Regions from separate parts of the Homo sapiens genome. Here region 1 is linked to region 2. A link is a loop called in an ENCODE intact Hi-C map of the cell type or tissue named here. Cell type or tissue: psoas muscle. All regions are shown on one strand. Each heading gives the region's core, and the rest is flanking DNA. Links, peaks and the distances in the headings are about the cores only.

Evidence for each region. Peaks named below come from ENCODE experiments on the same cell type or tissue, not always from the same donor. Only the 100,000 strongest peaks of a DNase experiment are listed, where the experiment ranks them.
Region 1: a loop joins it to region 2, with 4 times the contacts of the local background. A loop is called at or near these places in 3 of 110 quality-filtered maps.

Annotation. Positions count from the first base shown.
Region 1 is chr9:35,225,539-35,241,856 of GRCh38, reverse strand. UNC13B (unc-13 homolog B) reads right to left here. Exons shown (of 40, transcript NM_001371189.2): 2 at 13,813-13,842; 3 at 10,638-10,737; 4 at 5,271-5,388; 5 at 4,031-4,154. Among named protein-coding and RNA genes, the nearest start is that of UNC13B, 72 kb to the right of the region's middle. In psoas muscle, for the core only: no CTCF peak of the experiment used is centred there; no DNase peak of the experiment used is centred there; H3K27ac peaks cover 4,682 bases.
Region 2 is chr9:35,286,463-35,302,780 of GRCh38, reverse strand. It overlaps UNC13B (unc-13 homolog B), which reads right to left. Exons shown (of 40, transcript NM_001371189.2): 8 at 6,851-7,085; 9 at 1-2,615. Among named protein-coding and RNA genes, the nearest start is that of UNC13B, 130 kb to the right of the region's middle. RefSeq lists a silencer at 11,562-11,762. In psoas muscle, for the core only: no CTCF peak of the experiment used is centred there; no DNase peak of the experiment used is centred there.

The DNA.
Region 1 (16,318 bases), core at 3,049-11,048, 61 kb after region 2:
TTACACACACCTTCAAATAGTCTACAACGTAATTTGTATAGTGCTTTCTCATCCATATGGTACACCCATAAAATGGTATACTATGCACCTGTTACAAAGAAGGAGAGTGGGAAGTGCAAGGTGGCAGAGGAGCTGCTGCTGCTGCAGGTCTATATGCTCTGATGTGGGATGATTCACCAAGATATACTAAGTGCAAAACAGCAAGGCACAGGGAATGTGTTAGAATATGCTACTATTTGCGTTTTAAAAAGAAGATGGTGGTGTGTGTGTGTGTGTGTGTGTGTGTGTGTGTGTGTGTGCTTATATTCAGAAACTGACTCTGGAAAGATACACAAGAAAGTATTAATAGTGGTAGCCTATAGGAAGAAAATGGATTTCTGAAGGGACTTTTCACTGGATAACTTTTTAAACCATTATTAATTTATTCCTGCCTCATTCCACAAAAATAGTTTTAAGAAGAAAAAAATACAGAGAGATACAAGCATGTTTATTGCAGTGCTATTTATAACAGTACAAACTTCAAACAATCAAAATACCCAACAGGAAGTGGTTAAATGTATTATACAAATAGTTAAAATTAAAAGCCCAGGCTCTAGAGTCAGACCATGGCCAAAATACTTAAATACTCTCTGCCATAGTTTGCTTATCTCTAAAGTGGGGAATAATAGTTGGGCCTGCCTCAAAGGACTGAAATGAGGATTACTGAGCTAACATATGTAAATACTTAGTGACATGCCCACCAACACACAATAATTCACCATAAATGTTACTTTGTTATTACTGATTTTTTTTTTTTTTTTGAGACAGAGTCTTGCTCTATCACCTAGGCTGGAGAGCAGTGGTGGAATCTCAGCTCACTGCAACCTCCATGCCTCCTGGGTTCAAGTGATTCTCCTGCCTCAGCCTCCTAAGTAGCTGAGATTACAGGCGCACGACACCTTGCCCAGCTAATTTTTTGTATTTTTAGTAGAAATGGGGTTTCACCATGTTGGTCAGGCTGGTCTTGAACTCCTGACCTCATGATCCACCCACCTCAGCCTCCCAAAATGCTGGGATTACAGGTGTGAGCCACCATGCCAGGCCCTGATTTTTAAATAAAATCAACTACTAAAAGTAGAAGAATAATGTCTATTTTATATAACATTTGTAACTATGTAATTAGTGAGTGAAATCAGTCAAAAAGTAATACAACATTAAAAAAACAACGATTTAAAGTCTCTGGAAATGGTTCTAAGTGCATACAGCAAAAGAAAAAACATTTATTCAAGAATATCTACTAAAATTTGGTGAAAATGGTCAATATCTGTGGTATTTGAACCAAGACCCACTCCCTCCAATTGATTTTCCCTTCACTTGCAGCTTGGTCTACAGTCCCACAAGAAAGACTTCCTTTCTATTTTTCTGAAATAATAGTTGTTCTGAGTTTAGTTCTTTCTGAGCTAGCTGGAAAATCATGTCATTTTTGCTTAAATCACCATAGGATACAAGATACAAATACACTGAGATCATAAAATGACAGCAATAACAATAGAATATGCAAATATCAATAATATGAACAGTAAAAAATTAAAATAAAACTAATAGAAATCAACTAAACTAAAACAAGATACTGTTGCGGGAAGTCAGGGACCCTGAACAGAGGGACAGGCTGAAGCCATGGCAGAAGAACATAAATTGTGAAGATTTCATGGACATTTATTAGTTCCCCAAATTAATACTTTTATAATTTCTTAAGCCTGTCTTTACTGCAATCTCTGAACATAAATTGTGAAGATTTCATGGACACTTATCACTTCCCCAATCAATACTCGAGATTTCCTATGCCTGTCTTTACTTTAATCTCTTAATCCCGTCATCTTTGTAAGCTGAGGTTGAATGTGGCCTCAGGACCCTGTGAGGATTGTGTTAACTGCACAAATTGTTTAAATAATATGAAATCTGGGCACCTTGAAAAAAGAACAGGATAACAGCGATGTTCAGGGAAAAAGAGAGATAACCTTGAAGTCTGGCTGCCTGTGGGCCGGGCGGAACAGAGCCATATTTCTCTTCTTTCAAAAGCAAACAGGAGAAATATTGCTGAATTCTTTTTCTCAGCAAGGAACATCCCTGAGAAAGAGAATGTGTCCCTAAGGGGAGGCCTCTGAAATGGCTGCTTTGGGGACGTCTGTCTTTTACGGTTGTAGATAAGGGATGAAATAAGCCCTGGTCTCCTGTAGTGCTCCCAGGCTTATTAGGACAAGGAAATTCCTGCCTAATAAATTTTGGTCAGACCAGTTGTCTGCTCTCAAAGCCTGTCTCCTGATAAAATGTTATCAATGACAATGCATGCCCGAAACTTCATTAGCAATTTTAATTTCGCCCCAGTCCTGTGATCTCGCTCTGCCTCCATTTACCTTGTGATATTTTATTACCTTGTGAAGCATGTGATCTCTGTGACCCACACCCTATTCGTACACTCCCTCCTCTTTTGAGAATCACCAATAAAAACTTGCTGGTTTTGTGGCTTGGGGGGCATCACAGAACCTGCCGACATGTGACGTCTCCCCTGGACACCCAGCTTTAAAATTTCCCTCTTTTGTACTCTTTCCCTTTATTTCTTAGACCGGCCAACACTTAGGAAAAATGGAAAAGGACCCACGTGAAATATCGGGGGCTGAATTTCCCCTGATAAGATATCATACAAAATAATCAAATAAAGATTAACCATTGGGAAACACAAAAGACTGCCAAGGATGTGCAGAAACAGGCACTCCCCAGATATAATTTATAAGAGTATAAATTGGTATAACCTTTTGGACAAGGAACTTAGTAGATTCCATAAAAAGTAATGATGTACTTATACTTTGATCCAGCAATTCTACTTTAAGAAATTTATTCTAGACTCAAAATGGGCAAAGATATACAGAGTTATTAGTTTGCGGTATATAACATCAAAAAAAAAAAAAAATGAAAAAACCCACCTGTCAATCAATAAAGGATTACTTAAATAAATTATGGTAGGCCAGGCATGGTGGCTCACGCTTGTAATTCCAGCACTTTAGGAAGCAGAGGTGGGCGGATCGTTTGAGGTCAGGAGTTCAAGACCAGCCTGACCAACATGGTGAAACCCTGTCTCTACTAAAAATTACAAAAAATTAGCCAGGTGTGGTAGCACAAGCCTGTAATCTCAGTGACTCAGGAGGCTGAGACATGAGAATTACTTGAACCCAGGAGGCAGAGGTTGCAGTGAGCCAAGATCATGCCACTGCCCTAAAGCCTGGGCAGAGCAAGACTCCATCTCAAAAAAAGGAAAAAAAAAAAAAAGATAAATTATGGTAGAGGCATCTGTTCAGATGAATAAGACAGATCTTAAAGTATAACATGGAGCGATGTTCAGGATAAATGTCTAAGCAGTTTGTAAAACACTATATATCAGCAAATAAATATTACATAGGGTATGATCCAAATTTTGCCAAAATAAGTTTTTGGAAAATAAATATCATGTGTCTAAACCAAAATACAAGAATGTTAACAGTGGTTTCACACTGGAGAATGCAGAGAAGATTAAAGGAACTGGGAAAATAAACTTTTAACTTTATCCATGTACATTTCCTTACTATTTGAATTTTTATCATGAGCATGTATTGTGATTTAATTTACATTTTAAATTATTATTCTATTTATCAGTGCTATTTAATACTTAAATTAACAAATCAGAAGGTATATATAGTCACTTCAAGACAATAAATGTTTATTTTCAAAATAATAAATCTAACAAGCAAATATTTCATAAGTCATTATAATAAATAGTCACAGAAAATTAAATGAGTTGAAGAGAATGCTTTTTAGTGTAGATTCTTTAATGAGCACTATTCTATATTCTACTTTGCACCATTCCCTGGGTGAAGTGTTATGAGAAAGAGAGTGAATGAAGACAAAATATCCTCAAAGGAGATGGCTGAGGTGACAAAATATACATTAATGAAACAACTAGCAAACAATTCCAAACAATATGGTAAAAATTATTAAATAGTTTTAAAATTTTACTCACCAAAAGGCAACTCAAATCTTGTATCAAGCAAAATTTTATGAGGAGTTGGGTTTCTAGTTCCACAGATCTCATCGTCTTTCATTAACGTCTCTGCCTCTAATGTGGACCATTCCCCAGGCCCTTCCTAGGAAACAAAGATCTAAGATTAAAGTTTAATCTTTCTTGGCTCCCTCTTAGTTCAAGAGTCAGGTTTTTTTCTCTGAAGTTCCTTGTTTGAGCTTCTGAGGGCCATTCACATCCTGATAAGGCAAACACACCACTATCACCACCTGCCTCCACTGCATGTGGCTTCTGTTTTCCCTCTTTGGTGGGGAGAGCAGCTTTCACTGTGCTCAGCTCTGCAGGTCTAACGAGGACAGAATGTCTGGAGTACCATACTCTAAAACTAAGTACCTCTGTGGATCAATATTTAACCTGCACAGTTCTTAATGACTGTGTCACTGTTTCTAGTCAGTAAAAAGCTACTAACATTGCTGGCTAAATAGGATTGAACTGGGGCAGCAATGAAAATGAACTGCCCATCTGCCTGGGGAGTAGAGACTTAGCTAGAACTAAAAGAAATACAGAAAATACAGGCAATTTCAACTTCCCCACTCCCAGAGAAAACTCATGGTCCATGTTAACACCAAACAGGAATATAACAGATTTTGTCCAGGTCCAAAGTGGGGAAATGATGCTGAGTTATGGTCTAGTCTAGGAAAGTGAGGCAAGAGTTCAATCCTAGAAATAACGTATAGAGACAGTGTGAATACAAATTGCCAAGCCTGGTAGTTCCTTAAACTCTGTCAGGCTTACATGCAGAAGAAGGGCACTGAAAACTAGTTCCTTGGAGATTGGTAACTCAAAGAAACAAAGCAGAGAATAGCCAGCCAGCTGGCTAAGGAAGTTTAATGGGACTCCTCCCAGGGCAGTGACTTAGAAGAGAACACAGAAACCACAAGTACCCTAAGTAAACACACACACCGACACACACATACCTCAGAAGGGGCTATCTACCTGATAAGGCTGAAGAGGTGCTCTGGAGCCTGTGAGTTGTCACAGGACACAGGGTAGGCCAGACATAAATAAAATCATCTGAACCTTCAGGTGAAGTTAGGAACAGGCAGGTTGCATGCCCTCTAATTAGAAAGGGGGAAGAATAATCCAAGATGCATGGATGAATATTAGCTAAAGTGGAGCTAGCATGGGGAGAAGCATGGGCTGGGAACCATACTTCCAAACAGAAAATGCAATGACTGACCTCATCCGACTGACGAATAGTCTTCAGCGCAATCCACACAGTCCCCACCATGGTGTCCCAGATCAGTCCTTTGTTCCATACCTCCACACTTAGACCCAGGTCCAGGCGACTAATCTCACTAAGGGAAAGAGGAAAGCCCTTTGAGGAAAGCTAGACAATATGAAAGAAACAACTACATCTCCTGTTTTGCTAAACTTTGAATGCTTTCTCACCAGGATCCTGTCTTCAGGAAAAATCAAAATTTCCCAGAATGCCACGACCATTTTTAGGCTCCAAGAAACCTATAATAGGTATCCATAGAAAACTGCCTTTGTTACAGTTAAATAAGTTCCAGAGACCTGCTGCTATACCACATAGTGCCTCCAGTTAGCAATAAGGTATTGTGCACCTCAAAATTTAAGAGGGTAGATTTCATATTAAATGCTCTTAACACACACATACAACAAAAAAAAGGAGACACAAGTAAACTTTTAGAGGTGATAAATATATTTACTACCTTGATTATGGTGATGGTAACACAAGTATATAAATGTCTAAATTGTATACATTAATTATGTACAGTTTCTTATATCCCAATTAAACCTCAGTGGGGAGGGGGGGCGGGAAAAGAAAGAAAAATGCCTTTGTCTATCCATTCTTTCCGCTTTGGAGATACAATCATAATTAGACTAATGCAGTTTCACACAATATGAGGCCAAGTAATAAGGACATTATTGCCAGGCCTGCCTGCCAATTTCCACCCATAGGCAACAGTTTTATATGTTTTATTGTTAACTAACACTGCTTCAACTTAAACTACACATCGTATACAGGAAACTTTTAGGAAAGGTAAGTCTACTTTACAAGATTTATCAGGCTGGGCATGGTGGCTCAAGCCTGTAATCCCAGCACTTTGGGAGGTGCACAGATCACCTGAGGTCAGGAGTTTGAGACCAGCTTGGCCAACGTTGCAAAACCCTGTCTCTACTAAAAATACAAAAATTAGCTGGGCATGGTGGTGCACACCTGTAATCCCAGCTACTTGGGAGGCTGAGGCACAAGAATCACTTGAACCCAGGAGGCAGAGCCAAGATCACGCCACTGCACTCCAGCCTGAGTGACAGAGCCAGACTCCATCCCCACCAAAAAAGCCGGGGCGGGGCGGGGGGGATTTATGAAAGGGAGTCCAGGTAGAAGTAGGGTCCCTGAGAACATATAAGTTTGATAGGAACATGTGGTCACAGGCAAGTGAGGGGCTCTAGAGTGTGCTAGTTCACACCACTCAGTCCCTGGAGACTCATTAATCATTATTAAGCTAGGCACTGTCACTTATAAGCAAAATTATTACCATGGGATAATGATAAATACAATGATTTTCCTATAATAATAACCAGGGGAAAAAATTCGAAAAGAAATCATTCCATAAAGAGCCAGATAAGCACTATTTAAAAGCAGTATCATACATGGTTGAATATCTGCTTGGAAGGACTAACTCAAACATAATCCCAGTATTAAACTAGAATACGCAAATAGTACCTGTGTTAATGCTAAAAACGTTCTCCAGAAAGCTCTTATTGAAACACAAGGTTACTTGAGGGGTAATCCAAGAAAGATGAGAAAAGACCAATTCCAGCAGAGAAAGCAGAAAGGCATTCTCAGGAAAACAACAGCTATTTATCACAAGTAGAAGCTTCAAGTCTGTACTTTAGAGAAAGCTTGGGTTCCCTGTTGTGCTATAAAATAAATGTTCTCAGATTCACAAGTTTGAGATATAGAATGACAGCCACAGAATTCATGTCAGGTGTTGAAAATGAATAAAGCAAAGAAAATTTGTCCCTTTTATATAAATATAATACAGCATAGAATGTACTGAGTTAATTTATTCATTTAATTAGCATTTCCTGAGCACTTACAAGACATATGACTTAGTGCTTTGGAGTAGAAACATAATATAGGACTCAGTTTTTGTGTCCAAAAACTTCTAAGCTATCTGGAGAGCTGTTCAGAGCCACAAAGTAGATGAATAAGCCTAGCCACTAAGTTACAGTGTTCACAGTGGAGAAACTAAGCTTTTTGTCACATAATTTAATTCAGCCTAATTAACCAATTAGTCTTGGAAAAGATATGTGACATCCTCAAATCCATTGGACTTATCCATCATTTGAATATGGAATCGAAAAATTGCTTGGGCCAGGTGCAATGGCTCATGCCTGTAATCTCAGTATGTTGGGAGGCTGAGGTGGGAAGATCACTGGAGCCCAGGAGTTTGAGACCAGCCTGGACAACATGGCAAAACCTAGTGTCTCCCAGAAAAATTTTTTTTAATTAGCTAGACATGGTGGCATGCATCTGTAGTCCCAGTTACTCAGGAGGCTGAGGCAGGAAAATCATTTGAGCCCAGGAGATCAAGGCTGCAGTGAGCCAAGATGCTGCCACTGCACTCCAGCCTGGGCAACAGAGTGAGACCCTGTCCCACAAAATAAAGAAAAAAAGAAATTTGCTTGGGGATACATATATAATATTCCCAAATCAACTCCCAAATAGCATCTCAAGCCAACAGACAGAAGAAATAGCCAGAGGTCTTCAACAGCTTGACTTGAACAGATAAAGAAGAAAATCTGCTCTTCAGAGAACTCTCTAGGGAGAAGGCCCAAACAATGAGTATATATTCTATAAGAAGCTTCTCATCTCACCTACATTTGCTCAGCAGGTCCAGCTAAGAGAGGTCTGAGAGCTCTGTTTATGCTTCATACCCAGGACCCTAGGGAAGTTTCTTTTCTGTTAATTCAATCAACAATATACATAAACACGTGTATAGCAGACTCTGGGCTACACAAATGCACACAAATAGTGAAGATGCCCACCTTACCCTTAAGAAATGAACAATCTAATCCTAAAAACAAGATATGAAAATATTAAAAACAAATAATATAAGAAATACCAAAACGAATATTAGATACTGCCACATAATACATCATGGAGAAGGAAAAAGGAGAACGGGAGATAGGAAACCAGCACTGGAGATTCCGGTGACAAAAGGACAGGGTAGTAGACTAAGTTCTGCAAGGAGTGAACCAAAAAAAATAAGTAAATAACTAAAATAGGACAGGATAGGAGGAATAAGGAGTAGGAAGAGCAGAAAAGTAGAGAAAGTAGCTAATAAAACCCACGTGTAAAAGAAGAGGGCAAAATTCACACAGCATCTCAACGTGGGAGAGACAGGAAGAAAATTCACACATATCACAGCAGGGTCAAAAGGGGAAGTGCTATGGGAAATTGGAAAATAAACACATAAGAATAATGCTGGCTATGCTGATGAGAGGCTGCAGAAGATCACTGTGCCTCATATGATGGGAAGAGTTATAACTGGAAATTATGGTTATAGCCAACTGGAAGTGCTAGGTTTATAAACCATAGCCAGGACTATGGCTAACATACTGGTATGGAAAGAGACTTGCATAAACCATTTGTAGCTGACTCTGTACACTGCATGTGTAAAGAAGGAAACAGGTGCTCTCGGTCTCATATCACTGTCACTGAGAGAGGGAATAAATGAGGCTTATATAATCTTGAGAGAGAAGCAACCAGTGAGAAAGAAACATGACACCATTGGCCTCCTTCTCTTTGAAGCCCAGTTCTCCCTCAGCTTCCAAGACACCATTATCTCCTGGCTCTCCTACCTCTCTGTTCAATCCTTTTTAGTTCCCTCTGTCCCCTCATTAAATGCTGCCACTCTCCAGCTTCTACTCCAGTCCCTTTTCTCACCATACACATTCTCTCCCTAAGCTTTCTCATCTTCACCTATGGCTTCAACTGACCAAAATATTTCTCCAAAGCAGACTTCTTCCCTGAGTGCCAGCTTTAGGTTTCTAACTATCTTCTGTACCTCTCATCCTTCCTATCTGTCCTATAAGAATCTCAAATATAAGATTGTCCATAACTGATATTAATCCCTATCCTACTGAATGGCATACCACCCAACCCATCTTCCAAGAAAATGTTTTGGTTCTACTTCCTGAATACCTTCTATTCATCCTTTTCTACGTCTTCTGCTATTGTCCTAGCCCAAAACCTTATAATCTTTGCCTTTAACTATCACAATAATGGTCCTATAGGAAGCAATATAAGCTGGGTGCAGTGGCTAACACCTGTAATCCCACAGCTTTGGGAGGCCAAGGCGGGAAGATTGCTTGAGCCCAGGAGTTTGAGATCAGCCTGGGCAACATAGTGAAACCCCATCTTTACAAAAAATAAAAACATTAGCCAAGGTGTGATGGTACATGCTTGTAGTTTCCATTACTCAGGAGGCTAAGGCAAGAAGATCGCTCAAGCCCAGGAGTTAGAGGCTGCAGTAAACTATGATCATACCACCACACTCTAGGATGGGTGAGAGAGTGAGATCCTGCCTCAAAAAAAAAAAAAAAAAAAAAGCAGCAATATACCAAGAGCCCAGAGGATTGGAAATGTCTCCCCTTAAAAATAATAACCATCCCTATGTCCCTCTGAGCTGCACTATAAAACATGCAAATCGATTTCAGTTCAGTTTCAAATTTCACAGCAAATTTCAGTACGTTTTCTCATTCAGCCCCTTCATGCCCACCTCCAACTCCCAGAAAAAACAAGCATAATCTTCTGAGAAAGGAAGACCTTTACAGATAAGGAAACTAGTGCCCTATGAAGCTAAATGATTTGCCCAGTCCTTCAATATATTCTATACTTTTCTCCCCTTTTGTAGAACAGGAACAAAAAAATCCTGAAACTAAAGGGACAAAAGAAAGAAATAACAAGTTTTTAAAGCCAAAGTTTAATTAAAATCATAATATACTAAACTTTGTCATACACGAGAAATTCTACTAATATTTATTCATTTTAATTAATTGAATATAGGACATTTTACTCCATAAAGCAAAAGGATTATAAGCACAGAAATCTTCAGCCTCTAAAACAGATGACTGAGGTACACATGAAGATACAGTCTCTCACATGCATGGCCACATTCCTTCAAAGAGCCTTCTCAGAATCAAAGAAAGATGAAGTTATGTTTAATGTCATGCTAAGTCTGTTGTACTGTATTCTAATTCTGACCACTGAGAAAATCTGCCTATGTAGTTTTTCACCAACACAAATCAATTGGGAGTTTACCTGCATTATCATTCATCTCTAAGAACAAATTACGAATCCATGAGAAAACAAAACTGCAGTTGTGCTTCATGTACCATGAACCTCACTTATTTCTATAACTCCACAGTTTTCAAAACAGTATTTAACAGTGCCAGTACATTTTATAAATCTCAAAAATACACAAAATCTTCTAATTGTTTCATCCAATGCAATTCCCTTAAAAAGATTATAAAATATGTAGGCACACTGCTGCTGCAAAATACTTACAACATGAAATCCTGTTCCCAGGAAGGCTGATCACCACGAACTGCTACAGTTGTGCTCTTCACATTCTGTACTTTCAGGGTCACATATGTGTTAAATTTATCTTTGAAAAAATACAAAATGGAGACATAATACTTAGTGCTCAGATTGTTACCCATCTCACAAAGCCCTTGGAATTAAGCAATATAGAAATTAAAGTATTACATGTGCAGGAAAAAATTAAGCTATATTGTACAACATAGCCTCATTCAAGACATAGCAGAGTTGCCGAAATTATAAAACTACGTGCTATCTTCAAGAGCATAATCTAAAATACTATTTTTTTAATTTTAAGAAATTTTATATATGACCCAACAGATATGCATACACACACACTCAAACTGAAACAGATTCATGAATGCCAAGATATGATACATTGATATTTCCTGTTCTAATTTATTTAATCTATTACAATGTTAATCCTAACCTACTATGTTAATTATATAGCCCACTTGCCATCTGGGGGGAAAAATCCAAATCTAATTGACCTACTAGGAAAGATAAGGTACGTAAATTTAATAAAATGTAGAAAGAGATACATACCAGAAGGAAAAAAGAAAAAGTGATAAAGAACTGCAGAGCTGAGCTGTTAACAGGGACAAAAATTAAGGAAAAATCTTCACAAAGAAAATAGATTTCAAGCTCGATCTACTCAGTTTGGCCTAAAGCACAAGTTACATAAAAAGAAATCTTTTTTTTTTTTTTTTTTTTTTGAGACAGAGTCTTGCTGTGTCACCCAGACCAGGGTGCAGTGGCATGATCTTGGCTCACTGCAACCTCTACCTACCAGGTTCAAGCAATTCTCATGCCTCAGCTACCCAAGTAGCTGGGATTATAGGTGTGCGCCACCATGCCCAGCTAACTTTTGTATTTTTAGTAGAGATGGGGTTTCACCACGTTGGCCAGGCGGTCTCAAATGCCTGACCTCAAGTGATCTACCCATCTTGGCCTCCAAAAGTGCTGGGATTACAAGCATGAGCCACCAGGCCCAGCCAAAAAAAGAAATATTATCACAGAGTTGAGAAAAGGAAATTCTCTAACCTGAGAGTTGAGTACTAAACAAGTTGATTACTAAACAAAGGTGGTGGCCTGAAACTTCAAACTCAGGTGTCTCACCTAATTCTTATTACAGCACATTTGGCACTCACCTCACTACATCCACATCAGCCATGATTAGGGGCACTGAATTGAGGGTTTGCTTTTCTATGTAAGAAATTAATCCTAATGTTATACAATGAAAAAATAGCAAACTATCACTTTGACTCATCAAATTGGCAAACATTGCTTAACATGATTACCTAATGTTACAGAAGATATGAGAAAATGGAACCCGTCATACACTTTCAGCTGAAGGTAAGTCTTTCTTTTAAATATCATTTAAAATGGTGTGGTTTTATACTTATCAACATGGAAAATTTATAATTATATTAAAGATATATGAGGATAAAAGCCCATACAAGGGGAATCTCCATCCATATCCAGTAGTAGTAGTAGTGCAGTAGGCCACTGAGCTATGTTTTATATTACATTATTTTGTACTCCACCCCAACATCCAATCACACATAGCTGACCAGACCAAGAGTAAATAACCCAAGAGCAGCCAATCCATGAGCTGGCCAAAAGCTGAAACAAACCTGATTCCCTCTCAAAAGATTTTAAATAGGGTAAAAAGATAAATATTGACAATTGGTGGTTGGTGCTGAAGCTAAAAGGAAGGGGTATAAATTCCACTGAGGCAGCTATTATGGGTACAAGATGGGTAAGCATAGAAAACCAGCTGGGAGAGAAACAACAGAGCAGATTCTCAGAAAAAAAGAGCCAGCAGAGACAAAAAGATAATAACCTTTAAAACAAGAAACTGCTCAGAAACTGCTTTCATTACTGTTGCACCCAAGGTCCAGTTTTTCAGGTTTTCCTGGGTTCTCAAGCGTATTCATATATTTCCAGTAACCCTCCAGCTCCCCTCCCTCCTTCCCCAGCAGTAACCAGAGGAAGTCTTCCTAATGTGACAATCAAAATTGAGGAAATGCACATTAAAATAAGGAAATACCATTTTTAATCTTCAGATGGACAGAGATTTTAAAGTTTCATATCAAATGTTGATAAGGATTTGGGAAAATAAATGTTCATAAACTTTTGGTCTCGGTATATATAGTAAAAACTTGCAAGAGAACAATTTGGCAGGAGTTACCAAATTTTTAAAAATATATATACACTTTTGACCCAGCAATTCTACTTCTGAATCTAGTACATAGACACATTTGCAAAAGCAAGCAATGAGAAGTGCACAAGAACATTTATTATTTGTAATAGCAAAAACTTGGGAACCTAAATATTAATCAAGTATTAATCAATCAGGGACCTATTAATCAGGGTACAAATCTACAACAAAATTCTGTACAGCACCTTAAAAGAACGAACCAGACACACACATACACACACACACACACACACACACACACACACACACACACACACACTTTCATGATGTGTTGCTGGGGGAAAAGCAGGTTGCATAAGATATGTTTCACATGGTCTATTTGAATATTTTAAATTTTAAGAAATTTTATATATGACCCAATAGATACATATACACACACTCTCAAGCTGAAACAGGTTCATGAACTGCAAGACATGATACACTGATATTTCAATATTTATCCACTACACACTGGGGCCTGTCGTGGGGTGGGGGACGGGGGGAGGGATAGCATTAGGAGAAATACCTAATGTAAATGACGAGTTAATGGGTGCAGCAAACCAACATGGCACATGTATACCTATGTAACAAACCTGCACGTTGTGCACATGTACCCTAGAACTTAAAGTAAAAAAAAAAAAATTGTTTCCACTAATTGTCAATATTTATCCTTTTACACTATTTCAGACTTTTTTCTGAGAAAAAGTCGGAAAAGGTATATCAAAACCTCTAAATATATAGTTATTATTGAGAAGTAGAATTGGGTTAGCCAAGAGGTAAGAAAACTAATTTTTCACTAGATTAATGATTTCATGAATTAATTTAGTGAAGTAATGAATCAAATTACTGAATTTGATCAATGAATTAATAATTTTTTTAAATTGCTTTGAAATAACAGCAAATACAAGAGGAAAAGACATAATAGAAAGCTGGCCTTACCTGGTGAACCCTGGAATTTGGCCCTTTTAACTGCAAGAGAAAAAAGAGGATACCATGAAGAATGTTTCCAAGTTCATTTTACTTAAGCAACATTTATTAGGCACTACATACCAATGTTAGAACTAGGTTTAGATTGTTAAATCTAAACCTGGAGAAAAAAAGCTGAGACTTCTGATCAAAACTTGAAAGGCAAAGAGTCAGACGAGACCTTAAAAGTCAATCTGATCTCATATCCAATGCAAAAATCTCTGTTCCAGGCTCCTGACAACAAGGTGGAGAGATCTAAGTTACTCCTGTGGCAGGCAGCCAGTTTCATGTGAGATATCTTCTGAAAGTTTAAGTTACAAATGTTCCTTATTTAAAACCTAGCATAGAAATCCCCTCTATTCTGTTCACACCAAAAGAAGAGCATAACAGGCCAGATCTAGATAATAACCTTTAAAACAAGAATGAGAAATAACTTCTTTCTGAAAATAAGCAGATAGTAAGAGGAGCTCCTGTCAATGTAATCACAAAGCGCTGTTTCCAAAGGCAGTAGAGAACTACACAGGAAAGAATCCCACACTGGAGTGCACATGCCAACTCCTGGGAAAGGTCAAAGACCATACATGCAGGAAAACTGCTAAATCTCAGAAAGCACCAAGTAGCTATCAAAGAAGATTAGAGCTACGTGCCACAGGAGAAAAAAAAAGGTGAAGAAAACCCTAAAACACAAAACCTGGAAAGGATGCTTAAGAGTATACGTCTGCCATTCTCCTTATCCTGCATTACTACTGAAAGCTTCACCTTAACTAACATCCAAGTCCTGCTTAATACTTCTAAGAGATGGGTCATTCTGTACCTTTCACACGTCCTCTCCATTTTCAGACAGGATTTTACTAAAATCTATTCTTTTTATTGAAACAAAGTCTGTCTCTCACTGGAGACTACCTTTTGTAGTCCCATTTCAGTTCAAATCCTCTTCCCAACTGGTGTTCTTTTTCACAAATGTGTAGAAAGTACATACACATCTCTCTGAATAGCCTGGCTAAAGCTACCTTAAAAAGATTAAGCTCTGCAATTACTAATTGGTCAATAAGCATAAATTTGCCATTATGCTAGTCAACGATATAGTGATAATAATGGTTCTGTAATGTGACACTCTATTGAGTGCCACTTGATTGCATGTGAAGGATGCAAAGTATTGTTCCTGGCTGTGTCTGTAAGGGTGTTGCCAAAGGAGATTAATGTTTCAGTCAGTGGACTGGGAGAGACAGACCCACCCTCAACCTGGGTGGGTACCATTTAATCAGCTGACAGCACAACTAGGATAAAAGCAGGCAGAGGAACGCGGAAGGAGAAGACAGACCTGAGTCCTCTGGCCTCCATCTTTCTCCCATGCTGGATGATTCCTGCCCTTGAACATCCAAGTTCTTCAGCTTTTGGACTCTTGGTCTTACACCTGTGCTTTGCCAGGGGCTCTCGGGCCTTTGACCACAGACTGAAGGCTGCACTGTCGGCTTCCCTACTTCTGAGGTTTTGGGACTCGGACTGGCTTCCCAGCTCCGCAGTTTGCAGATGGCCTAGTGTGGGACTTCACCTTGTGATGATATGAGTCAATTCTCCTAATAAACTCTCATATATAGATATGTGTGTGTGTGCATATATGTATATGTGCACTCACACACACACATACACACACACACACACACCCTATCAGTTCTGTCCCTTTAGAGAACCTTGACTAATACAGGTTCTTTCTGGGGGCAGGGGGAACCTTGCAATCTACCAAGGCAGTGGAATTTCAAGCTTGAGCATACATTAGAATCACCTGAGGGCTGTTAAAGCACAGAATGCTGGGCCACATCACCTTAGTTTCTAGACTCAGTGCAGTGCAGCAGGGCCTGTGAAACTGTATTTCTAACAAGTTCCCATGTGATGTTACTGGCATTTACTGGCTAAAGAACAGGGATGCTGGTAAACATTCTACAGTATGCAGGACAGTTCTCCAGAGCAAAACCTAGCCTATCCTACCACCAGTGCCACCCATCACTGCATGCCTCCTGGAGGTCTAGGGACTAGCTTATCAAGCCTGCTCCCACCACTAAAAGCCACACATGCTGCTGAGTGGTGCAAGGACTGGCGCACCACTGCTGCCACCACTGTCAACTCCTCACACGTCACCGCGGGGATCCAAGGACCCACCCACTTGGTCAGCCACTGGCACTGCCAGCACCCAAGCATACCACCTGGAGGCCCAAGGGAGCCCAAAGACTGGCATTCCTAGAATGCCACTGCTACTACTGATTCCAGAGGACCAGCCCATCTGGCATATCAGTCCCCAGCAAAGTCTTGTCACAGCCTCCGCCAACAATTATAGCCTACACCACTGAGAAGCCAAGAAACTAGTCCGAGTAAAGGTGAAGAAATCATACGGAGACTACACTACTGCACCCACCCAGAATCAAAGCCAAAACACCTTTCCCCAGCAACAATATAGATACATCTACAGAAAAAAAGTCTTTCC
Region 2 (16,318 bases), core at 2,882-10,881:
CCAAAGTGGATTTGGAAGTGGTAGAAATACACTCTAATGAAGAGTCTGATGCTACTGAAGATGCTGCTTGTATAAGATTCTTATCTTCTCCTAAAGGATCTGAAGTTATATGTTCTTTGGGCACAACTCCAGGGATGGCTAAGCCATCCCTTTCAAAATTCTGTCCTGCTGTGTGGTCACTTGGATTTAATTCCTCTATATTCCCAAATTTCCCCAGATCATTATTAATATTTGTAACTGAATCAGACTTTATTATATTAAATTTGGCATCTTCAGGACTATTTATTTGGTCATTCTGATTAAATTCCTCTGTACTGTCAAATTTCCCTAGATTATCCTGAGTATTTGGAGCTGAACCAGATTTTATTGAACTAAGTTTGGCATCTTCAGGACAATTTACTTGGTCATTCTTATTAAATTCCTTTATACTGTCAAACTTCTCTAGATCATCATGAATATTTGGAACTGAACTAGATTTTATTGAATTAAGTTTGGCATCTTCAGGACAATTTATCTGGTCATTCTTTTTAAATTCCTCTGTACTGTCAAATTTTCCTAGATCACTATGAATATTTGGAACAGAACTAGATTTTATTGAACTATGTTTGGTATCTTCATGGCAATTTTTTTTGCTCTCCTCATCAGTGGTTACTGCTGAGCCACGTAAACTCTGGTCATTAACAGTAACCTTGCTGTCAGTGAAAGAAAATTTAAACAAAGGAAAAATGCTTCCTTTCTCTTTTAACTCCTGTTGCTTTTCAGAATGACCAAGACTTCTAAAAAATGGAAGATTTAGTTTTCCACTAAAGGAAAAGGAATGACCATCTTTCTTAGAGCCCCTTTCTAAACCATCTTCCTCCACCTGGCGAATTTTCACAGGTTCTGACAAACTTTCCTTTGAACAAGTCTCAGGGGAAGTGAGCAAAAACTGGCTAAATGATTTTCTGAGTGGCTCAAGGAAATCATCATTACCTGTAACTTTGTCCTCCTCTAATGGCTTTGAAAATACCTCTTTATTTGCAGTTCTACTGCCAGCTATACAAGGATGTCCTGGAGTATCTTTGGCACATATTTTTTGTTGATCTGGTAAAAGAGACAGATCTATACAGAGTTTTTCTTCCAATAGACTCTCATCATTTTTACTTGCAGAACTAACTAAGTTTGAAGGTTCACTGGTTACTTGGGAGGACAACAAATTCTCACTTGTGGGCATCTGGAACCAGCCCGTAGTTTCTTCATCACTCCCATTTAAAGCAATGATGCTACTACTGTAATTGTCAAGAGTGCCTTCCCTTTTATTTAACTCCAAACCACACTCAACAAAGCTTTCTTTTCTTGGTGGCTTACTCTGGTCATCATCTTTTTTTGTTTCCTCCTTTTCTGAAAAGATCTTCAATGGATTTAACCTGCTGAAAACCGACTTTATAACTGAACTCTGACTCTGTGGAGCCAAGTCCTTTGCAATACTTTCTGTTGTATTCTGAAAGTATAAACTCCCAGTTTTATTACCCATGTGCTCATTTTCAGAGGTTTTTCTATGTCTGTCTATATTCACATTATCATCTTTTTGAGAGGATAATGGAGATTGCATGGAAAGATCCTTCCCCAATACTGCCATGGCTCTGGGTTTAGATCCCAAATTAATTGCCTCTATTTGATTAAGAGTTTCTGTTTTTTCTGGAACTAAGGAAACCAACTTTTCCACAGAGTTTGTTAGATGCTTTGTGCCTGAACCCACTTTTTCTGTGAGTGAACTAAACAAAGAACCAACAGCACATTGTACTCCAGTCAACTCAGGGAAAGAGATGGCCGTGTCCTTGTCATTCTTGACAATAGTTAAAGGTGGTATTTGATCCCCAGGCGTTCTCTGTTCTGCATCAAGAGTACTATTTTGTTTATGTGATTTTTTAGTTTTTGAAAGTGAACCAAATCTATTAATCTCCTCTTCCTTCTCTGCTAAATATTCTGACACCGTTTCTACCAAACACTGAAGCTCATCCATTGTATCAATACGGTCCTCCTTGGGCTCCTCAATAGAGGAAGGGGTTATCTCTTCTATAGAGCACTCAGACAGATCTCCAAGTGTTTTTGCATCACAATTCATCCTTTGTAATGGCAATGCTGAATTTGCTACATAATATTCCTCAGGAAAATCTCCAATATGGTGGACATTGGATGAATGCCATGTTGGTGACTGTAAATTTTCCTGCTTATCAGAAATGGGGGAACCCAGAAGTTCATCAGAAGTACTACTAGTAGAATCTTCAAGAATATCTAATGAGGTAAAATTAGTGACATGCTGGTTTGAGCCAGATGACTTTTCACAGTGCCTTAAACAACTGGACAGATCATAATCATGACTTTCCAACTTAATGCGCTGCATGCCACTCTTAACCACAAATCCATTTTTGTAGGGGTACAAAACTGGGTACCCCATATTTTGTTTCTTTTCAGTATGGCAAAGGGTACAATTTTCAGTATTAGAATATGTACTTTTGTAGTTAGTCTTAGTTTCAGATCTCTCACCATATTGCCTTCTTTCACTGTCTTCAAAATGATTGTATAAGGATTTCTTTTTTCTTCTTCTATCTAGTGTATCATATTTCTGAGCATACCTGGAGAAAACAGAAGTTTCAACCTTAAACTCAGTAGAGAATTCTGTTTGTTGGCTCTGAGGTGGTATCTTTTTCCTGTTCTTATACTTTGGTTGTTTTTGTTGGCTGTAGTATTTATCAGCTTTTGAAAGGGTTCTAATTTCTTTTATCTCTGCTTCCTTCAAGTTTATGTTATTATTTTCTAGAAACTCTTGTGATATTTTCCCCTCTATCTCCTTATGTATATCTTCTTGCTCTTCATAGTCAACATCAGAGAAAGCTGAAATAATCCTAATTTTTTCATCTTTAGCCTGTGAGCCTTGTCTGATGTGAAGGGATAAAATTGGAGGAACAATAAAGCAAAGAAAAAGGAAGAGACAGGGAAAAGGAAGAAAGAAGTTATAAGATTTAATACATGTTCAATGAGAAGACTAGAACAATAAAATTGCCAATGTGATAAAAAGCATTCAGACTAAAAAAATATGAAAAGGAAATCCACATGTTCTTAAATATTATATCAATGTAGTCAAATAGTTTATTCCATATGAGAAAAAGAACAGCTATAATATCAATTTTTAAATGCTTCAACTTGCAATCATTTTTCATTGGTGAGCTTTTTAGAATTCTTTTATTTTTCTAAGAAACAAATGAAAAAAATGAAACATGTTGTACCAATATCTAGAATGTATTTGCAATATTAAAGTATACCAGCAAAATATATCAAGGGATTTCAAGAAAACGAAATTTGCTGATAAATTTTTAGTCTAAAAAGAAGCCAAGCTGTTAACTTTCTGAAAGTTATATTTGAGGATGTGTAGCCAAGAATATAGTCAAACATATTTCTTTTAATAAGAAAAAAATACATATAAAACCATTTTTTACTATCAGCAGAAGTCAAACTTTGTTATACTACAAAAAAATAACAAATTATTTAAGGCCTTATAATTTTTTTTTGAGACGGAGTTTTGCTCTTGTTGCCCAGGCTGGAGTGCAATGGCACATTCTCAGCTCATTGCAATGTCCGCCTCCTGGGTTCAAGCAATTCTCCTGCCTCAGCCTCCCGAGTAGCTGGGTCTACAGGCACCCACGACTAGGCCCAGCTAATTTTTGTATTTTTAGTAGAGGTGGGTTTTCACCATGTTGGCCAGGCTGGTCTTGAACTCCTGACCTCAGGTGATCCACCCGCCCTCAGCCTCCCAAACTACTGGAATTACAGGCATGAGCCACCATGCCCAGCCTAAGGCATTATAATTTGTTGTTTGTGAAATCTAAAGGCTATATGCATTGAGGATCACAGTGAAAAGAAAATCTTTCCCTATACTGATTATAGCAGCAGAAGCTACATGCCCACCTTAAAACAATGAATACTGAAGATAGCCTGAACTTTCTTTCACTTAGATTAAAGACTGCCTTCTTCTGTGTACCAAGGTAGGGATGGAGAAAGAACCTAAAGGCTAGGAGCTTATGAGTTCAGTGTGTTCTTTATAGATATAACATCCAAAAGCATTCATTTAGGAAACAGAAGCAAGATCAAAGCAGACACTTAGTCACTAAAAATCTTCCAGAAGGCCAGGTGCAGTGGCTCTCACCTGTAATCCAAGCACTTTCGGAGGCCAAGGCAGGAGGATCACTTGAACCCAGGAATTCAAGACCGGCCTGAGCAACAACGCAAGACCCTGTGTCTAAACTCACCATGTAGCAGTTTGGTGAGGTGGGCAAGAAAAGGACATCATCCTATGGTCTGGTGAATTTTGTATTGATTGACTGAGACAGAGTCTTGCTCTGTCATCCAGGCTGGAGTGCAGTGGTGCAATCTTGGCATACTATAGCTTCGACCTCCCAGACTCAAGCAATCTCTCCCAACTCAGCCTCCCAAGTAGCTAGGACCATAGGCATGCGCCACCACATCCAGCTAATTTTGTTTATTTTTTGTAGAGATGAGGTTTCACTATATTTCTCAGGCTGGTCTCAAGCTCTTGGACTCCAGTGATCCTCCCGCCTTGGCCTCCCAAAGTGCTGGGATTATAGGCATCAGTCACTGCACCTAGCCAGTCTAGTGAATTTTAGAAACTAAAAGGATAAGCTAAATTGGAATGATTTCTTGAAAACTAACCTCCAATCAATAAAATAATTGATTCAGGCACGGATCAATGGATGCTAATATCATTGAGTAAAAGACTATTGGGGAAACAGAGTATTGATACAGTCTCAGGTATCACTCCAGATATTATTAATTACAAAGGAGAAGAGGAAACTTTACACTGGAGAAATACGGCATATACCAAATTTTTTAACCATGAGATCAAACTAAACATCACCAATAATAAGACAAAGTAGGGGCCGGGCGCGGTGGCTCACGCCTGTAATCCCAGCACTTTGGGAGGCCGAGGTGGGTGAATCACGAGGTCAGGAGATCGAGACCATCCTGGCTAACACAGTGAAACCCCGTCTCTACTAAAAATACAAAAAATTAGCCGGGCACGGTGGCGGGTGCCTGTAATCCCAGCTACTCGGGAGGCTGAGGCAGGAGAATGGCGTGAACCCGGGAGGCGGAGCTTGCCGTGAGCCGAGATAGCGCCACTGCAGTCCGGCCTGGGCGAAAGAGCGAGACTCCGTCTCAAAAAAAAAAAAAAAAAAAAGACAAAGTATGTGCTTCCTGAATGCATGTGAAGGAAACATCCAGCATTTTTGCCAAAAACGTTTAACCTGATTCTAAACATGAAGAAATAATCAGACAAAACCAAACGAAGAGGCATTCTCAAAACAACTGGCCTGCACTCTTCAAAAAAAAAATGTGTCTTAGGCCAGGCACGGTGGCTCACGCCTGTAATTCCATTTGGGAAGCAGAGGAAGGCGTATCGTTTGAGGCCAGGAGATGGAGACCAGCTTGACCAACATGATGAAACCCCGTCTCTACCAAAAATACAAAAATTAGCCGGGCATGGTGGCGTGCACCTGTAGTCTCAGCTACTCCGGAGGCTGAGGCACGAGAATCACTTGAACCGGGGATGCTGAGGTTGTAGTGAGCCGAGATCACGCCACTGCACTCCAGCCTGGGAGACAGAGTGAGACTCTGTCTCAAAAAAAAAAAAAAAAGCTTCTTAAAAGACCAAAAAACCAAGGTAATGAAATTTTTGCTAAATTAAAGGAAGCTAAGGAAACATGAAAACCAAATGCAATGCATCACGGTTCTGGATTGGATCCTGGACCAGAAAGGAACAAATATACATACAGAACATTATGGAGATAACTGGAGAAATTTAAATATGGTCTAAACATTAGGTAATAACATTGCATCATTAAACTTCTTGAGTGTGATCATGATATTGAGGTTATATAAGATAAAGTTCTTTTTCTTAGGAGTAACATGCTGAAATACTTTCTGATGAAGTAACACAATATCTGCAACTTATTTTTAAGTGGTTCAGAGAAAATGTATGTGTATATGAATACATATTAGGGAGAATGAGATAAAGTAAATGTGGTAAAATGTTAACACAACTGGTAAATCTAGGCAACATGAATATGGGTTTTCATTGAATTATGTCTCCAAATTTTCTTTAAGTCTGAAATTTTTTTTAATCTTAGGGCAGGGGAGAGCACATATGTATGTACTTGCTTTTATACTCATAAATATATGACAACAGTCTATGGAAGGATACATAAGAAACAACAGTAGGAAGGGAATTATGAAACAGGAAGAAGATGGGGTGGAGGAAGGTAAGTGTGGGTGGGAAACTCTTTATGCTGTATTGACATTTTTTAACCACATAATTGTTTTATATATTTAAGAAATAAAATAAATTAAAACAAAGTTCCAGTAAAAATACTGAATCTGCTATAAGAAATCATACTGGTTTTCTTCTAAAGTTCCCAGGGAAATATTTAGGCAAGAAGGACTATCCAATCTGTGATTTTTTCTGTTTTTAATCTTGGCAAAGGGTATAACAAACTCACTGAGTCAGGAAGTGGGGCAGATACACCCCAAGTGGGATCGCCCTGATCAGTTGAGAATCACTGATCATGAAGAGAAGTATTCCTTATGGCAATATATAAACATAAAATTCCTTATGGCAATGTATAAACATGTGGAAGAAAAAAAAGACTAATAATCTACACAAAATGACTGTAGTTTGGCCGGTGATACTGCTACACTTACGCTACCTCTTCAGGTTAAAGCATCCAAATTCTTCTTGCCAATTGCATCATGAGACCTGGATATTAGGAAGAGAAAGTACTTTGTGCTCAATACCCACCTGATAGCCCGCCGCTCTGGATAATCAAGGTCATAACTTTGCATAGAGTCATTACAAGAGTCCCGGGAACTGCCTTGAAGTAGCAGCTGCTGTGGCGATCGCACCGGCACAGGGAACTGGTGCACAGAAGCGTTGGGCTGGGAAGCTGTATGGTAAGGAGGTGGGAAGCTGTTGCTGGTCTCACTGCGATAGTCACTATCTCGGTCATCGACGGCACTATCAGGGTCTTCAAAAGCTATGGAATAAGCACATTCAATCAAAGCACCCCAGCTTTATTTAGTTCTTCAGAATTATTTCTGCTTCTAACTTAGTAGTAACAAGTCTGGACCTTGAGAACAAAAGCAAGCTGAGCTTCACATGAGCCCAGTGACGACCTCAGAGCCATGAGCAGAACTGTCTCAATTAATACCCACAAGTTTCTCTTCCTTATCATATGAGATATATACTTAGTTTAATTTTAGTGCTTATTCTTAGAGGAGCTCTAGGTTGCATTTTCCCACTGTAGAATTCTTTGGAATTCTGCTTCTCCAACTATCATAACCATAATTAAAAACTGCTTTTAAATGTCACAAATACAGTCTGGTCCCCTGTTATTAAAGAAAGGGGAAAGGAGCAGAGGTTTAAAAAAGTTAGCTTTTTCATATCTTGGGGAAAAAAACCCCAAAACTTTTATTTAACGTTGTCTTGGTGTTTTCAGACTTTTAAACATATGGATTGAACCAAATAAGCAGGTCTAACATCAGAAGCTGGTCCTGGAAATCAGGAAGGTCAAAGCCAAGGCCTGGAAATCAAGTCAAAGGCTCTAGATGCAGCTGAGAACAGCAGCACTCTTACTGTGCTGCTGCAGTGTTAGCTTTTCCTAACAATTCCTGTCAAGCACCTACACCCTAGGCTCAGAATTCCCATCCAGAGGATGGGCTGAGAGAAGAAAAAACTTATGCACTGCCAATGGGATCTTGCTGACAATGCAGCCAAGTTTATCCAACAGCAGTGACTACAATTTCGTAGAATTATTTGTCCTTCAGACCAGCACCTGACTGGCTACAGTTTTTTTGTTAAAGTTAACTAAAAAGACCACACTTACAAATCATCGCTGTGCTTGGAAAGGGAGCTCAACCTAAGAGTGCTTTGAAGCCTGTTTTACAGAGAGGAAGTCGTATCTGACACCATACCCTTATGTGTATGATTAACAGGGTTCCACGTGTCCTTTCTTGACAAGTTCCTATTTGGCTTACAATGAGGAAAAGGAATGTTCACCATCCCAAAATGGAGATACTTTTAGCACAAAATGAACTCATGTTAGTAATTTTAAAAGATTATCTTGGGGCCAGGCGCGGTGGCTCCCACCTGTAATCCCAGCACTTTGGGAGTCCAAGGCAGGTGGATCACCTGAGGTCAGGAGTTCAAGACCAGCCTGGCCAACATGGTGGAACCCCATCTCTATAAAAATACAAAAATTAGCCGGGCATGATGGCAGATGCCTGTAATCCTAGCTACTAGGGAGGCTTAGGCGGAAGAATCGCTTGAACCCAGAGGGTGGAAGTTGCAGTGAGCTAAGATCATGCCATTGCATTCCAGCCTGGGCGACAGAGCAAGGCTCCGTCTCAAAAAAAAAAAAAGATAATCTTGTAGCAATGTGGGCAGTGGAAACCTCCTGAAGACCGTAAGATTAGGCTTTTACAATTGCTCAGGCAGGAGATAAGGACCTGCATCTATACAGCGGAAACAGAAAAGAGTTAATGAACTAGAAAAAGAAAATTCCAGACAGAATTGTAAAACATGGGGCCATATTGAAGATAATAGGGAAATGACCCCCCTTGGCTTCATTAGACAAGTTGGTAGATAAGAATTCCACTAAAAGAGAGCACAAACATGTGGGTTTTATAGGTAAGGAAGAAAATCTGAGCATTGGACTCTCAATAACATTTGTGGGTACAGATGGGAGACAGGGGTAAGATGATCTTATGAGCTTTTCCTATTTGAGTTTATGGTTACATGTGAACATAAAAAAGGAGAGGAGAGGGATTAGAACTCCGGGAGGAAAAATATCAACATGAGAAAGAAGCTAATGTTCAAATGGTCAGGAACAAGTATTAGTTAATACTTGACATTTGGAGCAAGTAGTCCACTGACCAGGGCAGGAGTAGCAAAGCTTGAAAACAAAAGCAAACAAGAGGGATGCAAAGCATTCTGCTTACAAAGCATTCTGATGATATATTAAGAAAAAGAGACTTTGGAAGCACTGTTTTTAGCCCTTGATGCATCTGTTGTTCTGAAGACAAGAAAAATAGGACCCAGAGACAAAACCATATGCCACTCAGACTTAATTCTTTCTGAACCCACAGAAAGAGCAAGTCTGTAGAAGTCAGTGCTGGACTATTCATGCATACAGATGAAGGGGCAGAGGCAACAAAGGAGACAAAACCAGAGGTCTACTAAACTCTGGCAGGAAAAGTATTAGCACATAACCCAGAGAAACAAGATTCAGTCTCCAAGGAGGCAACTGCGACAGACAATCCTATCACTTTTGAGGCCAGAGAGGGCAGCTCAGCCAGAGTTAGAAGCCCACAACCCAAATCCACAGGTTTTACTTTCTCCCTGCATGTGACCTATTACTCCTAAATAATAGTCTGCTTTTTGTTTATTTTGCTAGGCTAAACAGAGATACTCTACAACTTTACTAAAGGCTAACAACATTTCTACACTAAAGAAATAAAGGGCAAATATTAAGAAACAAAGCATCCATGGAAAGAAGAGGTTGGGAGTAGAAGAGAATATGAAAAGCAGGAGAGGGCAAGAGAGAGAATATACTAAGGAATAAAGTGAGACAAAGGAGAGAAACAGAAAAAAGTAGTGAGAGGCAATCACCTCCAGTTTTCCTAAAAAGTAAACCTCCTGGCACCAAGCCTGATTAGAAACTAAAAAGGGAAATTCAGGAAAATATGTAACACTTCAATTTGAATTAAATAACTGTGTTTTTAATGTGTCACTGACGATCTCTTACTGCCTCCATAATCTATCCCACAGCACCATGTCGGCTAGACGAGAAAAGCCCTGGCTTTGCAGAGAGAAACTGAGTGCAGGTTTGGTTGGCTCAGCCTAAGAAGGAACTAGAGAGCCAGTTTGAGGGTAACAGTTGAAAAGCCCCTGGTAAAGTCTATTTGAAAGATGGAAAATTAAAAGGCTGGGAACACCTACTCACTCAAATATTCACTGACTGCCTACATATCCAAAGCTAAACAACACAGAAGACTCAGAATATAGAGTCAGTCTAATAGGAGACAGAATATATAGACACAAATATTGAATTGCTATGCAAGGCAGTTAGTACAAACCAAGTGCTATGAATTAAAAGTAAAATCACTTCCTGATAGGGTAACTAAGGAAGCTTTAAGGAGGAGATGGCTTTGAAGAATTGGTTCATTTTTAATAGGTGAAGATTGGAGGCAGAAGGGAAATATCTTCTAGAATTTGGATAAAAGCAGTGGCATGATGAAAGGCCCAGTGGTAGGAAAGGCTATATATTTTTGAGAAACCATTTTGTAGTTCATTTGATAGGTAAATAAAAAGACATAGAGGAAATTATGGAAAATTAAAAACCTGCAAAAGTAGGCTGGGAAGGTCATCTAACCTGGGGCAAACAAAGATGGGCCTCCAAGCACACAGCAGGCACTCAAACAAAATCCAGTGAAATACAGAAAAATGAGGCCCTCTAGTATGTGGTATTCCTGGATTGAGTCTTGGATTGGTCTTTAAATCCACAGCACACCTATTAATAGAACTTCAGCAACCAAAGAAAGGAAAGAAAATTCATTCACATTTTTTTCATGGCTTAGTTGCTTTTTCTACTTGAAAACCTTAACTTACCTGAGCTCTGTTAACCCATTTATGCCTGAGGTTGCAATTTATGCTTGAGGTCACCTACTGCTTGGCGATGACCTTGAGCAGTAGGATATAAATAACTCCCACATGCTTAGAGTTCCAATAATGGAACACTAGGCATAAATGGGTCAAGCTGCTTTTGAGTACTTTCCTAATAGCAGAAGTACTCAGGATTCAAATCACAGAAAGCACAGACTTCATGAGAAATTCCAGTGACAGGACAAACTTTGGCCCGTCTTAGTACCTACTGGATACCTAATCACTGAGACTCAACCAGATCCTGTAAGATGGGTAACACAACCAGTAATGTCAGCCTAGGGCTACATGTTTTGCCACAAAGAACTGGCTGCCCACTCTCTAAGCTCTAGAACAAAGGTGGCCTTAGCTGGGCTGCTTCAGGGAAAGCCAAGCCATATCCTCAGCCTCTTGTTTCCTTAACAAAAGCAGGTTTTTGGCTGAAATGGCATTCACAATTTGCTAGACCAATAAACCCAAGACAGCAGTCTGTTCTGCATATCCTCCTAGTCAAGAAAATCAGCCAAATCAGAATGCACACCAATCACCTTGACTCTAGTTCATCCTAGAATGAACCTTCTCCTTCTGGTCACTGCACTCCTTAGCCAAAGGGACCAAAGGAGAAGGCCACACTAGGGGGCTGATGCTACTACTTGCCTCTGGGGAATAAAAATTAGGAGATCTTGTCAGGATTATGACTGGGACTTTGGTTTGAAATTTGTAACACACATAAACACACACAAAGTCGTCAAGAAACCAGCCTGAAAGGATATAACATTCCACCACAGGTCATTGTCTCCCGATATTTAAGTAGGAGAGGAGAGGGAAATGGAAGTCTATGCATGAATATCCAGCTTCACAGTTCAGAGGGAGTATGTACTTTGTGGGTAAGATCAAGAAAATGATAAGGAATTTCAATTCTTACGTACTCTGTTGTTCTCCCCAGCCCAAATAGGTCCAGTGACCTAAGAAAACCACAAAGAAGCAGCAGATAATTTTTGAAAATACTTTTTTGAAGGAATTCAAAAGTCATTTCCCCATCTCAGCAATTATTATGTGCCTTACCTTACTTAAGCCTACCTCACTTGTATTCTACTAACTTTACATAACATAGAGTTTCTGCCTTCTACCAAATGTGAGACAAATCTACAAAGTATTCTTGTTCTCTGCCTTTCACTATAGAGAGAGACTAACAACAACCCAAAAAACCCACAGAACAACAACAACAAAAAATTACTTCTTCCATATTGTTTTAAGCCCCCTTCTGGTCTAGGTCTCTCTCAGAACACCATCATTTAGGAGCTCATGTCTTTCCTTTGTCAAAATAAGAAAAATTAGATCTCTGTCTCTAAGAAACCCTTCCTTATCTCTGTGTTCACCAAACCTGAGCCCATCACAATAAATCTATGAGAAGCTAAGCCCTGATACCATGGGTAAGGGAGTAATTCCCTTGTCTGGGAGCGAAGATAGTCAATTTTGCTGTTCTCTACTGAAAGTTAAAAGGTCAAAGAATGGCAATGTTTATCTCTTAAGAAATTAATCTTCTAATTAAGCTCCCAGACTCCCTTACCCATGGTATCAGGGCTTAGCTTCTCATAGATTTATTGTGATAGGCTCAGGTTTGGTGAACGCAGAGACAAGGAAGGGTTTCTTAGAGACAGAGATCTAATTTTTCTTATTTTGACAAAGGAAAGACATATGAGCTCCTAAATGATGGTGTTCTGAGAGAGACCTAGATCAGAAAGGGGCTTAAAACAATATGTAATAAACCACTCTAGCCTATTGGGTCCTTAAAGAGAGCCACTTCTTCTGAATTACCTATAAATTTTTAATAAAATCCACTAAAACACAGAAGCTTTGAAGGACAGGAGAAAATTGAAAATATTTTTTATTCATTTTTCAAAATCAAAAATCCACTATTAATTAAGTCCTATCCCACACCCAAATTGAATTTCAAGAAACTAATTGTGATAAAGAAATCATTAAAAATAGGCCTTTAATCTCAAGAAACAAGAAGTAAATAGCTTCATAATTAAGAATATGGGTTTTTTATTTTTTGAGACAGAGTCTCACTCTGTCACCCAGGTTGGAGTGCGGTGACACGATCTCGGCTCACTGCAACCTCTGTCCCCAGGTTCAAGTGATTCTCATGCCTCAGGCTCCCAAGAAGCTGGGATTACAGGCGCCTACCAACACGCCTGGCTAATTTTTGTATTTTCAGTAGAGACAGGGTTTCACCATGTTGGCCAGGCTGGCCTCGAACTCCTAACCTCCAGTGATCCACCCGCCTCAGCCTCCCAAAGTGCTGGGATTACAGGAGTGAGCCACCATGCTCAGCCAAGAATATGGGTTTTAAAGTCAACATTCAGTTCTTCTGGCTCTGCGATTTACTAGCTATATGATCTTGAGAAAGTTATTACAGATATTTCCTCATCTGTAATATGAGAATAACAATAACACAAGTGTCACTGGGTTACTGTAAAGATCATACAGGAAAAAATATGTAAAATGCTAGGCACAGTCCCTGGAAGATGGTGAGCAACTAGCATTTGTTGTTATTTTGTCACGTTACCAGGTTTTTGCTTGCCTTACAGAGTCCTAATAAATAAGAAGCAGAAAAAAAGACACAACTCCTAGAATTGCACCCTCTGACAGTCCCAAGGTCTGCTAAGGAATCTTCAATGTGGGGTCCACAAGGCCCACAAACTGGTTCTGAGTGTGTGACTCCCTTGAAAGTCTACAGTAAGACTCGAAATTCTAGGAACATCATATGATGCCAACCCAGGCTGTTTTCAGTACTTGAGCTAATCCTCAATCCTGGGCATACGGGACTACTAATCAATCACAGACTTTAATTTAGTGATACCCTGACAGCCAATTTTCTTCCTAGGCACTTACTTTATTCCGACCACCTATGTCTCTTCTTCTCACCTCTCAGAAAGGATATGTTGGCTTAGTGTGCCATTTTAAAATTGTAATAATTTATTTCACTTTCTAACCATGGGGGGAGGGGAGGCAAAAAAAAAAAACCCTCCTGTAGAACAGTTGCCATAGCAACTGCTAGAGGGTAATTACTTCATTTCTTTTAAAAAGAAAATGGAAAAAAAAAATCACATAGAACCTCAGAATATGTCTATCAACTTAGATTGCTCCAGGCAAGTGACAATGCTGTTTCTCACCACAATTGTGAGCCCAAAGAAGCCTTTCTGGGCAGGACACTGCCCCTCATCTTTGAGCACCCCACAGCAGTTTCTTATACATAAAAGTTCTCAGTAAATATCTACTGTACTAATAAATTGAATGAATAATCTGATCCCATCTACTGGGCCCATCTCTAACGCATGAAAAAACAAGTCATGTTCTCTGACAAGCCAGCTCCATATTCTCACCACTTTAGCTCAGAACCGTCATAAGATAAATTACACCGGTTTAAATAAGCAAGTTTCCTTCCCTATCCCAAAAATGCATTAAAACACATAACTAGCCAGCAGAACAATTACTGAGGATAGTTAGGTTTTGCTAGGCATTAGTACTGAGAAAAGGAAGGGGAAAATGTCCCAGGAAAAGGAAATTATGCATGCAAAGGCATGTTCAGTGAGCTGAAAATAGTTCCAGAATATCTAGAGTGAGAGGCTACAGAGTTATGAAAGAACCTAATGACTATGGGTCTTAGGTAATGTTTAGAAATCAAGTAATATTAAGGATTTGGAATTACCTGGAGGGCAACACAGAGCTATCAGAGCTTTTAAGAGGGGAAAGACAGGATCAGATTTGGCATTTTAGAAAGAGAACAGTGGAACAGTGTGGCCAATGGTGGTTGGTTGGGTAGAAAGGACTGGTGATTCATAGGGAGGAGGTGTCAGGGAGGCTCGTAAGGAGAATGGTGCACTCATCTGTTGATAGCCTGGACTAGGGAAGTGGCAGAGTGGGTAGAGAGAAGGGGATAGATTCATAAGATATTCTGGAGGGAAAATCAATAGCATTTAATGAGTAAATAAAATGTGGAAAGGAGGATTAAATAATATTGCTTAGGTTTTTAGCTTGAGCTACTGGATGAATGTGACATCATTCACCGAGAAAAAAATACAACATGGGGGCAGGCTGAAGAAGATGATTAATTCAGGGTTAGGTATATTGACTCTGAGATATCTATGGAACATCTCAAATGAACATGGCCAGTAGACAGCCAGATATACGGGTGTGGAGCTCAGGAAAGAGATGTGGAACAGACTTGGAAGTTTTCAGACTATATGTTCCAATAAGGGCAGGGATTTTTCTGCTTTGTTCTTTTGCTGTATCCTCAGCACCTGATAATGCATGGCACAATGTAAAAGTTCAACCAATATTTACAAATGAGTATAAATAAAAATGCAAGTAAATAAAAACACTAAGGCAGAGTGCAGGCCAAGAAAAAAAGACTATATGAAGTGGGGGAACCCTAAGGAACAATCACATTTAAAAAGCAGACAGAAATTTTAAAAAGAAGAAGAAAAAGAGGAAGAGAAGGAGGAGGAGGAAGAGGAACAATTGACAATCCAAAGCGTCAGTGAGGCTGTGGAGCAACTGGAACTCTTGTACATTGTTAGCGAGAATGCACAGTGAAGTCGGGCATGGTGGCTCTTGCCTGTAATCCCAGCACTTTGGGAGGTTGAGGTGGGCAGATCACCTGAGGTCAGGAGTTCGAGACTAGCCTGGCCAACATGGTGAAACCTGTCTCTACTAAAAATACAAAAATTAGCCAGGCATGGCGATGGGCACCTGTAATCCCAGCTACTCGGGAGACTGAGGCAGGAGAATCACTTGAACCCAGGAGCTGGTTGTTGCAGTGAGCCGTGATCATGCCAATGCACTCCAGCCTAGGCAACAGATTAAGACTCCAACTCAAAAAAAAAAAAGAAAGAAAGAAAGAAAGAAAAAGAAATGAAACTAACTCTAAAGGAAAGATAATTTATGATAACTTATAACAAGTTCAAAAACAGGCAAAACCAAAAAGTTAGCTGGGCATGGTGGTGCAGGCTTGTGGTCCCAGCTACATGGGAGGCTGAGGCAGGACAACTCACAGAATTCAACGAAACATTTTACTTATGTTTACCCGTCTACGGTAGAGGATATTACAAAGGACATAGTTGAACAGCCACATGAAGAAATACACAGAACAAGGTCTGGAAGAGTCCTGGGCACAGGAGCTTCTGCCCTGTGGATTTGCGATGCACCACCCTCCCAGCACACGGATGTGTTTGCCAACACAGAGGCTCCAAAAATCCACAGTTTTGGGATTTTTATGGAGGCTTTATCATATAGACACAATCTATTATAAGTAGTATTAGTGGTATTATTTTTTTGTAGAAACAGGGCCTCACTATGTTGTCCAGGCTGGTCTCAAGCTTCTGGAGTCATCCTACTGCTTCAGCCTCCCAAAGTGCTGGGATTACAGACAGGAGCCACTGTGCCTGACCTGGCATGATCAATTATTAACTCAATCTCCAGTTCCTCTCCCTTTCCTGAAGGAAAGGGAATGGGGCTAAAATTTCCAGGCTTCTTGGGAGGCCAAGGTGGGTGGATCATTTGAGG